2 separate regions of the Homo sapiens genome follow, and region 1 is linked to region 2. Evidence: read pairs that join two places in POLR2A ChIA-PET (ENCODE). Cell type or tissue: K562. All regions are shown on one strand. Each heading gives the region's core, and the rest is flanking DNA. Links, peaks and the distances in the headings are about the cores only.

The links. ChIA-PET counts read pairs that join two places held together with the same protein. Peaks named below come from ENCODE experiments on the same cell type or tissue, not always from the same donor. Only the 100,000 strongest peaks of a DNase experiment are listed, where the experiment ranks them.
Region 1: POLR2A ChIA-PET joins it to region 2 with 7 read pairs; 2 of 35 experiments call an interaction of 5 or more read pairs at or near these places.

The regions. Positions count from the first base shown.
Region 1 is chr5:176,438,726-176,442,725 of GRCh38, forward strand. No RefSeq gene overlaps it. Among named protein-coding and RNA genes, the nearest start is that of FAF2, 7.7 kb to the right of the region's middle. In K562, for the core only: no CTCF peak of the experiment used is centred there; DNase peaks (open chromatin) are centred at 411 and 2,296.
Region 2 is chr5:177,010,227-177,018,295 of GRCh38, forward strand. It overlaps a transcript of UIMC1 not described here. Among named protein-coding and RNA genes, the nearest start is that of UIMC1, 7.5 kb to the left of the region's middle. In K562, for the core only: no CTCF peak of the experiment used is centred there; no DNase peak of the experiment used is centred there.

The sequences.
Region 1 (4,000 bases), core at 1-4,000, 570 kb before region 2:
CCTGTAATCCCAGCTACTTGGGAGGCTGAGGCAGGAGAATCTCTTGAACTCAGGAGGCAGATTTCAGTGAGCTGAGATCATGCCACTGCACTCTAGCCTGGGTGACAGAATGAGTGAGACTCCATTCAAAAAAAAAAAATTCCTTATTTTCTCTGTGGTTGGGTCACTAATTTGATATTTAATATCGTAGAGAATATAGCCTGACTGAAAGCTCACATGCTTATACTTTACTGGGGAGAGTGATTTCAGGGAATCAGGCCTGAGGGAACAGGAAAGTGAGGCAAGGAAAACGAGAGGGCTAATTCGAGGGGCTGCCTACTGCTTGGTGCTAAGTGTGTTGGTCAATCCCATGGTCTATTCCCAGAGAGCCAACATGAACGACTGCAACACGAGACAGCTCACCACACAGCAGGAGATGACAAGATGTTATCCGGTGGCTCCTGTCAACAAATCAACTCAAATAAATGAGTCAGGCATGGTGGTATTTGCCTGTGGTCTCAGCTACTTGTGAAGCTGAGGTCGGAGGATTACTTGAGCCCACGAGTTTAAGACCAACACCGGCAACTTAGGGAGACCCTGCCTGTATACAAAATACAAATAAAAAAAATTAAGAGGGCATGGTGGCACACACCTGTGGTCCCAACTATTTGGGAGGCTGAAGTGGGAGGACTGCTTGAGTCCCTGAGGTCAGGACTACAGTAAGCCGTGATCACACCATGCACTCCAGCCTAAGAGACAGAATGAGACCCTCTCTCTCTCTCTTTTTTTTTTTTTTTCTGTGAGACAGAGTTTTATTCCTGTCACCCAGGCTGGAGTGCAGTGGCGCAATCACGGCTCACTGCAGCCTTGACCTCTGGGGCTCAAGCGAATCCTCCTGCCTTGGCCTCCTGAGTAGCTGAGACTGTTAATGGTGGAGGAGTTCCAGGTTTTTGGCATCTTGAACAAAGAATTGGACAAAATACACAAAGAAACAAGGAAAGAATGAAGGGATTTACTGAAAATGAAAGTACACTCCACAGTGTGGGAGCAGGCCCAAGTACAGAGGCTCAAGGACCCCATTACAGAATTTTTGGGAGTTTAACTATCCCCTAGAGGATTCCATTGGTTACTTCGGGTACACCCTATGAAAATGGAGAGAATGAAGTAAAGTTACAAAGTTATTTACAACATATGCCCTATGGAGAGGATATTTCCTGTTATAGCTGAAGTGTAAATCGGCCTTATGTTCCCTGCCTCCAGACCCTATTTTCCTGCCCCAGGACTATCAGCATGTGCCACTGTGCCCAGCTAATGTTTGTATTTTTTGTAGAGAGGAGGTTTCACCATGTTGCCCAGGCTGGTCTTGAACTCCCAGCCTCAAGGAATCCACCCTCCTCAGCCTCCCAAAGTGTTGGGATTATAGGCATGAGCCACTGTGCCCAGCTGAGATACTATCTAAAATAAATAAATAAATATATAAATTCCACTGACAAAGATTGTCTTTTTTTTTTTGAAACGGAATCTCTCTCTGTTGCCCAGGCTGGAGTGCAGTGGCGTGATCTTGGCTCACTGCAACCTCCACCTCCTGCGTTCAAGCGATTCTCCTGCCTCAGCCTCCCGAGTATTTGGGACTACAGGCACCCACCACCACATCCGGCTGATTTTTGTGTTTTTATTAGAGATGGAGTTTCATCATGTTGGCCAGACTGGTCTCAAACTCCTGACCTCGGGTGATCTGCCCGCCTCGGCCTGCCAAAGTGCTGGGATTACAGGCGTGAGCCACCACGCCCGGCCAAGGATTGTCTTTTTTAAAAAAGAGAGACTTCATTCCAGTGAACAGTTTGCAAACCAGAGAGATGCATCCTTCAGTGAAAACAAAGGTGCCTTCTGAGAGAACAAAGAGAGGGGTTGTCTTTTACAAAGAAAGCTCTGCCCATGTTCTCACTATGGTCCACTTATGCAAACGAGGGATGCAATCTTTGACTGATGCTTGTTGTATTCTGATTTGTCGATACAGGTCATAGTCTACTGATTAGGTCTGTGTCTTGGTCTGTTTGTGTTGCTCTAAAGGAATGCCCAAGACTGCATAATTTATAAAGAACAGAGGGTTATTAGGCTCACGGTTCTGCAGGCTGTACAAGAAGCATGGCACCAGCATCTGCCTCTGATGAGGGCCTCAGGAAGTTTCCACTTATGACAAAAGGTGAAGGGGAACAGGCTTGTGCAGATAACATGGAGAGAGAAGAGGCAAGAGAGAGGGGAGGAGGTGCCATGCTCTTTTCAACAATCAGTTATCTTGAGAGCTAAGAGTGAGACCTGCCTCCCTCCCACAAGAACAGCATCAAGTTATTAATGAGGGATCCACCCCTATCACCCAAGCACCTCCCACATGGCCCCACCTCCAACATAGGGGATCAAACTTCAACATGAGACTTGGCGGAGCCAAACAAACCATATTCAAACAATAGTAGTTCAGGAGGCGAAATGGGATTTTCCAACAGTCGTTATTTCTGGCAGGATGAACAAGAACAGACAGCTATGAAAGTCCCAACATTACATGAGCATGTGGGTTCCTGGGAATGCAGGATACGTGGGTGACCTAGAGTCAGTGAATGGCCGCTTGGCTGTATTTTGAATTCAGGCCCACTTAGCCACTCAGGATCCATCTTGAAGGACTGGCTCTTTCAGGGTTCACACTCCCATCTCTTAATGGCCAAAAATTTGCCCCACGGGCCATTACTTCCCCTGCACTTCTGGGTCACATGTGGGTAGGCGCTGCGCTGGTCCATGGTGTCTCCTGCTCCAGTAGCAATAGAAAAGCTCCAGGGCGGGAGTCAAAGCCTGTAGTGCACATGCAAGTGACATGCTGTTGCACTGGGTCTGTGCAAGCTGGTCACCACGGAGGTGGCCAGACAGAATCCATCCAAGTAGAACTGATCAGCACAGAAGTGGCTGGGGGTGCAACAAGTGACCAAGGGCCTTGGAGATAGGTAAGACTGCAAAGATCTCAGGTGAAATGTAAGAGATGTTGGATGCAGTCCCTCCCTTGCACTGCTCACTCCCTCCCGTTATATCCAGTCCTACAGTTCTCCACGACTGTAGGAACAAAATGCCCTCATTCCTTCCAAGAGGGACGGTAGGAGTCCAAACATTCATAAAAATCCCTTTTCATTTAGTAGCCAGCAACAATCTACAAAGACTTAAGGTGAGCTAGCTGGTGAAACAAACTAAGCTCTCTGCAGCTGCAACTGGTCCCAAGGCTGTAAGTGATAATCGTCATCTCCTTCCTCCATTACTCATTCGGCATTTCCCTCACCCTTGGCTAGTACTTTGGTTGGCCTGATGCTTTTCCAGCCTGGGCAATCCAGACTTTTATTTTGGAAGGGTCTCAGCCTTTAATTACCTTCCCTTGTCAGGCTGTGGTTGTGGCAATTGCTTGTTTTCCGTTATCACTGGGTGTGGAAGTGACAAAAGATGTCCCAGTAAGTCCCCTGAGCTCCAGACACACTCCTGACTCTGTGGTGTATAACAGCAACCCTGGCCCCTCATTGTAAACAGGGGGATTACCCTGCTGGTCTGACAACTCCTCCACTCGCAGGTTTACGGCATGAGGTGTCCAAAGTGTCCAGGTGGTCATCGCAGCAAGCAGTTCAATGGAAACTACACTGTCTCCTGGGAAACATGCCCTCCCAACCAGGCAGAGGCTAAGATTGTAGGGACAATTTAAATGCAAATGGGTTATTTAAACCATCTGTAAGTAGGTCTGTTGCTTTTCCTCCCTTTCCCATTCTGCCAGCTCAGGTGTTATTTAAACTTGTTCACAGTTCACAAATCACGCAATTTTTTACAAACAGATTTTTTTTTTTTTAGAGTCTCGCTCTGTTGCCCAGGCTGGAGTGCAGTGGCGCGATCTTGGCTCACTGCAAGCTCAGCCTCTGATTTACTTTGCTTATTATTTTTTATAGACACAGAGGTCTCACTGTGTTGCCAAGGCTGGTCTTCTGGGCTTAAGCAATCCTCT
Region 2 (8,069 bases), core at 276-4,275:
ATGAAACAGATCTACATGTATCATCACGCATAGACCTCAATACATGATATTAATTTTAAGAACCAAGTGGCAGGATAATGTAAGGTCCATGAGAATAGAAACTTTATTTTGTGTATTGCTGTGTCGTCAAAATTAGAACAATGCCTAGCACAGAGTAAAGAAAGATGAATGATATGCTCATTGTGATGCCATTTACGTAAACACACATATTCTTATGCAAATAATACCACATGTTTTTGAAGGTAGTAAATATATCTAAAAGTATTCCCATAGGCCTAGGAAGATACAGGGATATATAATAAACACATAATAGAGGATACTTTTTTTTTTTGAGACAAAATCTCACTCTGTTGCCCAGGCTGGAGTGCAATGGCATGATCTGCCTCCTGGGTTCAAGCGATTCTCCTGCCTCAGCCTCCTGAGTAGCTGGGATTACAGGCGTGTGCCACTGCACCTGGCTAATTTTTTGTATTTTTAGTAGAGATTGGGTTTCACCATGTTGGCCAAGCTGGTCTTGAACTCCTGACCTCAGGTAAGCCGCCTGCCTCGGCCTCCCAAAGTGAGCAACCGGGTCCGGCCAGAGGATGCTTTTCAAAAGGGGGCTGGAGGTACAAAATTGGGAGTGGACAAAAGAAACCTTAATATATCTGTAATGCTCTGATTTTATTTTAAGAACCACTACTGGGCCAAGTGTGGTGACTTATGCCTGTTATCCCTGTACTTTGGGAGGCAAAGGTGGGGAGATCACTTGAGCTCAGGAGTTCGAGACCAGCCTGGGCAATATGGCAAAACCCCATCTCTACAAAAAATACAAAAATTAGCTGGACTTGGGCTTGCACCTGTAGTCCCAGCTACTCGGGAGGCTGAGGTGGGAGGATAGCTTGAGCCCGGGAGGCAGAGGTTGCAGTGAGCCACCAAGGTTGTTCCACTGCACTCCAGCCTGGGTGACAAAGCAAGACCCTGTCACAAAAAAAAAAAGAAGAAAAGAAAAAAAGAACCACTACTGTGTAATTAAAAATGAATAAACTATAAGCTGGGCACAGTGATACATACCAGTAGTCCCAGCTACTCAGGAGACTGAGGTGAGAGGATTACTTGAGCCCAGGAGTTCAAGGATGTAGTACACTATAATCATGCCTGTGAATAGCCACTATACTCCAGCCTGGGCAACATAGTGAGACTACATCTCTATAAAAACATTTAAAATTTAGCTGGCTATGGTGGTGTGCACCTATAATCCCAGCTACTCAGGAGGCTAAGATGGGAGGATCCCTTGACCCCAGGAGTTCCAGGCTGCAGTGAGCTATGATTGAGCCACTGTACTCCAGCCTAGGCAATAGAGTGAGACCTTGTCTTTAAAAAAGTAATAATAATAATAATAATAATAAACTCTTAGAAGAAAACATATGGGAAAATCTTCATGACCTTAGATTTGGCAATAATATATTGAATATGACATCAAAAGCACAGGCAACACGGTGAAAAGAGTTCTGGAGATGTGTTGCGGGAAGTCAGGGACCCCAAACGGAGGGACCGGCTGGAGCCGTGGCAGAGGAACATAAATTGTGAAGATTTAATTTTTTTTTTTTTTTGAGACGGAATCTCGCTCTGTTGCCCAGGCTGGAGTGCAGTGGCACAATCTCAGCTCACCGCAAGCTCTGCCTCCTGGGTTCACACCATTCTCCTTCCTCAGCCTCCCGAGTAGCTAGGATTACAGGCGCCCGCCACCACGCCCAGCTAATTTTTTGTATTTTTAGTAGAGATGGGATTTCACCGTGTTAGACAGGATAGTCTCGATCTCCTGACCTCATGATCCGCCCGTCTTGGCCTCCCAAAGTGCTGGGATTACTGGCGTGAGCCACCGCACCCTGCTAGGGAGATTTTCTACATCCTGGTGACTGGCATCCAAATCTGTTTTTCCTGTCCTGGTTCCTAGCATCGAATCTCAATTGCCTACTTGACTTTTCCACCTGTTATGTCCCACATAAAGTTAAAACCCAGAACATTCACAACCAAATTTATGATCTTCCCCTCAAAATCTGTATATTTAACACATTATTTGTCTCTCTTAGTGACATTACTATCCACTCTCCCTCAAGCTATAAGCCTCCTAGACCACCACCACAAAGCCCCTCTCCCCACAGATTCAATGGGTCATGGAGTCTTACTGACTTCGAAACTGACTTCAGGGCCAGGCGCAGTGTCTCACACCTGCAATCCCGGCACTTTGGGAGGCTGGGTGGATCACTTGAGGCCAGGGGTTCGTGACCAGCCTGGCCAACATGGAGAAATGTTGTCTCTACTAAAAATACGAAAACTAGCCAGGCGCGGTGGCAGGCACCTGTAATCCCAACTACTCGGGAGGCTGAGGCAAGAGAATCACTTGAACCCAGGAGGTGGAGGTTGCAATGAGCTGAGATCGCGCCACTGCACTCCAGCCTGGGTGACAGAGCTAGACCCTGTCTAAAAAAAAGAACCCAAAAACCACACAAAAAGAAACCACACTGAATCAATGAAAAAAATAAATTATTCCATAATGATATTCAAAAAAGTAAAAACTCATTTGTGCCCATTCAAAGTAGATGTTTAAACAAGCTCTTACCTTAAAAATCAGTAAGGCAGGAGGATTACTTATGGCCAGGAGTTCCAGACCAGCCTGGGCAACATTGTGAGACCCCCATCTCTACAAAAAATGAATAATAAAACTAGCCAGGCTTGGTAGTATGTGCCTATAGTCCTAGCTACTTTGGAGGCTCAGGCAGGAGGATTGCTTGAGCCATGGAGTTTAAGGCTGCAATGAGCTATGATCTTACTATTGCACTCTAGCCTGGGTGACAGACGGAGATCTTGTATCAAAAAAAAAAAAAGGGCCAGGCACAGTGGTTCATGCCTATAATCTTAGCACTTTGGGAGGCTGGGTGGATCAGCTGAGGTCAGGAGTTCGAGACCAGCCTGGCCCACATGGCTCTACTAAAAATACATAAATTAGCCGGGCTTGGTGGTGCACATCTGTAATCCCAGCTACTTGGAAGGCTGAGGCAGGAGAATCGCTTGAACTCAGGAGGCGGAGGTTGCAGTGAGCTGAGATCATGCCACAGCACTCTAGCCTGGACAACAGAGCAAGACTGCATCCAAACACACACACACACACACACACACACACACACACACACACAAAGATACTTTCTGATCATAAGAGAGGAAACTTATTTACATAATGGAAGGTTTAAACTACCATTACCCTAATCCGGTGGTCAATTTAGCTTCACTTGGCGAATTAATCAGATATGATGTTATTATGTTCTTCAGATGCTACACAACATGAATCATGCAACATCTCCAAAGACGTATTCTAGCCAAAATATTTGACTTAAATACACCAAGTGTTTAGATATAACTTCCAGTTAAAGGAAACACAGCCAATAGAGATACAAGCTAAAAACCACAAGGAAAAAAGCAACCAATGCTTCTCAAACTACAGCACTTACACTATGATTTATTACAGCCAAAGGATACAAAGCAAAATCAGCACCTGGGATGAAGTCCAAAGGAAACTGGGCACAAGTTTCAAGAGTACCTTCCCAGTGGAGTCACTTAATTCCTCCAGCATCTAATTGTGACAACATTTGTGAAGTGGTATCTACCAGGGAAACTTGCCTGAGCCTAGGAATCCAGGGTTTTATCAGGGGTCAGTTACACAGGCTGCCTAGCTTACCACTCTGCCTAGTGCAAACCAAAGTTTCACACTCCCAGAAGGAAAGTAGATGTTCAGCATAAACTATATTGTTTGCACAAACAGTTTAGACTCAGTGAGCCACTTTTTTTCTTTTCTTTTTTTTTTTTTTTTTTTTGAGACAGAGTTTCGCTCTTGTTGCCCAAGTTAGAGTGCAATCTCAGCTCACTGCAACCTCCACCTCCCCGGTTCAAGCGATTCTCCTGCCTCAGCCTCCCAAGTAGCTGGGATTACAGGCGTGCAACACCATGCCCGGCTGATTTTTTGTATTTTTAGTAGAGACAGGGTTTCACTATGTTGGCCTGGCTGGTCTCGAACTCCTGATCTCAGGCAATCCACCTACCTCGGCCTCCCAAAGTGCTAGGATTATAGGCATGAGCCACTGTGCCCAGCTGCAGTGAGCCACTTTTATATGGAATTTGGAAACACTTCTGAAATCCAAGTTCCCAGATGCCAGCCAAAAGCCAAACTTGAGAGCAGACCTTTCAAAGGTCTACTATAGCCTCAAACCTACTATGTTAATTCTTTTCTGCACAATATGTAATGCTGTGGTTGAAACTTGGGGTGGAAGTTGAATGAGTTTGTCAAATGGACAACAGGAGATGGTAGAAGGACATTAAAGGTAATATTGGAAGGCTGAGGCAGGAGAATCGCTTGAACCTGGGAGGGCAGAGGTTGCAGTGAGGTGAAATCACAGTACTTCACTCCAGCCTGGGTGAAAGAGCGTTAACTCCATCTCAATAAATAAATAAATAAATAAAGGCAATGGGAATAGAATGAATAAAGGCAAAGGGGTGTGAAAGGATTCCCCAGTTGGAGAACCTACCACAGTGCTAAAGTTCATCCAGCAGGGCTTGGTACTTGAGAGAGTATTGGAAGTGGGTGGAAAAGGAAGTAGAATATACTGGGTCTCTTATACCACGTGACATTTTAACTTTATCCGGTAAGCAACAAGAAGCCATTGAAGTACTGCAGGTAAGAAAGGAGTATAGACCAGGCACGGTGGCTCATGCCTGTAATCCCAGCACTTTGGGAGGCCAAGGAGAACAGATCACCTGAGGTCAGGAGTTTGAGACCGGCCTGACAAACATGGTGAAACCTCATCTCTACTAAAAATACATCAGTATGTTAAATTATCAGAAAAATATAGCTTTTGGAATAAACTACATAGCTACCATTTACTATGTGCCAAGCAATGTGCTAAGTAGTTTACGGAGATTATATTAGTTAATCTTCACAACAACCATTTGAGGTGGGTATCATCTCCTCATTTTACAGATGGAGAAGCAGCCTCACAAATGTTAAGGAATTTACCTAAGATCACATAACTCATGCATGCAGAATGGAGCAATACATGTCAAGCTAAGTACCACACAGCGTTAACTGCTCAATTCTCAGAGATTTGTGGTTAATCCCCAGCCTGCTTGCCTCAGACATTGTCAGGGTTCAAGATATGACGGCTATCTGTTGCAGCTGGACTCTCTTCCTGATATGGCTCTGGACATACATCCCTCCAGCTCCAAGGGTGGCCCAGCGGGGCATGTAGAGTGGCTGGAATTCCCAAACTGTCACTGCAGTGATGAGGAGGAGCAACCTTATCTGTTTACTCTAACATGCTATACAGATATGCTCATTTTCTATGTGGACTATAATGGAGAAAAGGCTGGAAAGCATTACTTGACTCTAACCCAAAATCCTCTGTAAATCCCAGTCTGTGATCAACAGACTCCCCTCTGCCCTCAATCTGTCCTTAGAAAGTCTCTAAATTAAAACCTGGCATCCCCTGAAGACACTGCTTCCCTGCGTCCCTAAAGATACCATAAAATTAGGCCAGGCATGGTGGCTCACACTTGTAATCCCAGCACTTTGGGAGGCTGAGACAGGCAGATCACTTGAGGTCAAGAGTTCGAGACCAGTTTGGCCAACATGGTGAAACCCTGTCTCTACCTAAAATTAAAAAATTAGCCAGACGTGGTGGCGCACATCTGTAATCCCAGCTACTCAGGCAGCTGAGACAGAATCACTTGAACCCGGGAGGCTGAGGGTGCAGTGAGCCGAGACCACGCTACCACATTCCAGTCTGGGCAACAGAAGAAGACTCCATCTCAAAAAAGAAAAAAAGAGGCAGGACGCGGTGGCTCATGCCCATAATCCCACCACTTTGGGAGGCCAAGGTGGGGGGATCACCTGAGGACAGGAGTTTAAGACCAGCCTGACCAACATGGTGAAACCCCGTCTCTACTAAAAATACAAAATTAGCCAGGCATGGTGGCTGGTGCCTGTAATCCCAGCTACTCAGGAGGTTGAGGCAGGAGAATCGCTTGAACCTGGGAGGCAGAGGTTGCAGTGAGCCGAGATCATGTAATTGCCCTCCAACCTGGATGACAGAGCAAGACTCCATCTCAAAAACAAAACAAAACCAAACAAACAAAATACTATAAAATTATCCAGGCTGGGCACGGTGGCTCATGCCTGTAATTCCAGAACTTTGGGAGGCCGAGGCGGGCGGATCACGAGGTCAAAAGATCGAGACCATCCTGGCCAACATGGTGAAACGCCCCTCTACTAAAAATACAAAAAAATTAGCTGGGTGTGGTGGCACGCACCTCTAGTCCCAGCTACTCAGAAGGCTGAGGCAGGAGAATCGCTTGAACCTGGGAGGCAGAGGTTGCAGTCAGCCGAGGTTGCAGTGAGCCGAGATCTTACCACTGCACTCATGCCACTGCACTCCAGCCTGGCAACAGAGTGAGACTCCGTCTCAAAAAAGAAAATTATCCAGTAGGCCGGGCGCGGCGGCTCATGCCTGTAATCCCAGAACTTTGGGAGGCCGAGGCAGGTGAATCACCTGAGGTCAGGAGTTCAAGACCACCCTGGCCAACATGGTAAAACCCCGTCTCTACTAAAATTACAAAAAATAGCCAGGCATGGTGGCGGGTGCCTCTAGTCCCAGCTACTCAGGAGGCTGAGGCAGGAGAATCACTTGAACCCAGGAGGCAGAGGTTGCAGTGAGCTGAGATTGCGCCATTGCACTCCAGCCTGGGTGACAAGTGTGAACCTCTGTCAAAATAATGAAATGAAATATGAAATGAAATGAAAAATGAAATGAAATAAAGAAGCCTGAGAAGTGGACTAGGATTGCAGCAAAGATGTGCCCCTGGGCCCCTGCTGGGCTTGGTAGTTCCACAGTTCTCCTCAAGAGCACCCCTTCTGTTCTGGACCAATCTCAGATTCTGATTCAAACAACACTTCTTTACATCCTGTTAGTAAAAGCTAATCTGTGGCCACCTCTAATAGTTTGAGATGTGTTCTTAGAGATGAGAAATAAAAAGACTATTAGGAGGTAACTCAGATACCATTCTGATCCCCACATGGTAGATTCATTGTCCCACCCCATCCACACTAGCCCACTAGCCTTGGCTGTCATCTCCCTCTTTTTTATTTTTTTGAGATGGAGTCTTGCTCTTCTTGCCCAGGCTGGAGTACAGTGGCGCAATCTCGGTTCACTGCAACCTCCGTCTCCTGGGTTCAAGCAATTCTCCTGCCTCTGCCTCCTGAGTAGCTGGGATTACAGGCTTCTGCCACCATGCCTAGCTAATTTTTGTATTTTTTAGTAGAGACGAGGTTTCACCATTTGAACTCCTGTCCGCAGGTGATCCGCCCACTTGGCCTCCCAAAGTGCTATGATTACAGGCCTGAGCCACCACGCTGGCCCTTTTTTTTTTTTTTTTGAGACAGGGTCTTGCTGTGTCACCCAGGTGGTAGTGCAGTGGTACAACAGCTCACTGCAGGCTCAAGTGATCCTCTCACCTCAGCCTCCTGAGTAGCTGGGACCAAAGGCACACACCACCACACCCAGCTAATTTTTTTAATTTTGTAGAGATAGGGTCTTGCCATGTTGCCCATGATGGTCTTGAACTCCTGGGGTCAAGCAATCCTCCCGCCTCAGCCTTCCAAAGTGCTGGGATTACAGGTATGAGCCACTGTGCCCAGCCTAGTCATTATCTCTGTTATAGCAGTTAAAACATACTCTCTGATATTACATACTCAGTAGATACTTTTATGTCTGTCACTAGATTAGACATACTAGAGTTAGAAAAACTAGAGTTTAAGGCTGGGCGTGGTGGCTCACACTGGTAATCCCAGCACTTTGGGAGGCCAAGGTGGTCAGACCACATGAGATCAGGAGTTCAAGATCAGCCTGGCCAACATGGTAAAATCCTGTCTCTAATAAAAATACAAAAATTAGCTTGGTGTGGTGGTGCACACCTGTAGTCCTAGCTACTTAGGAGGCTGAGGCGGAGAATTGTTTGAACCTGGGAGGCGGAGGTTGCAGTGA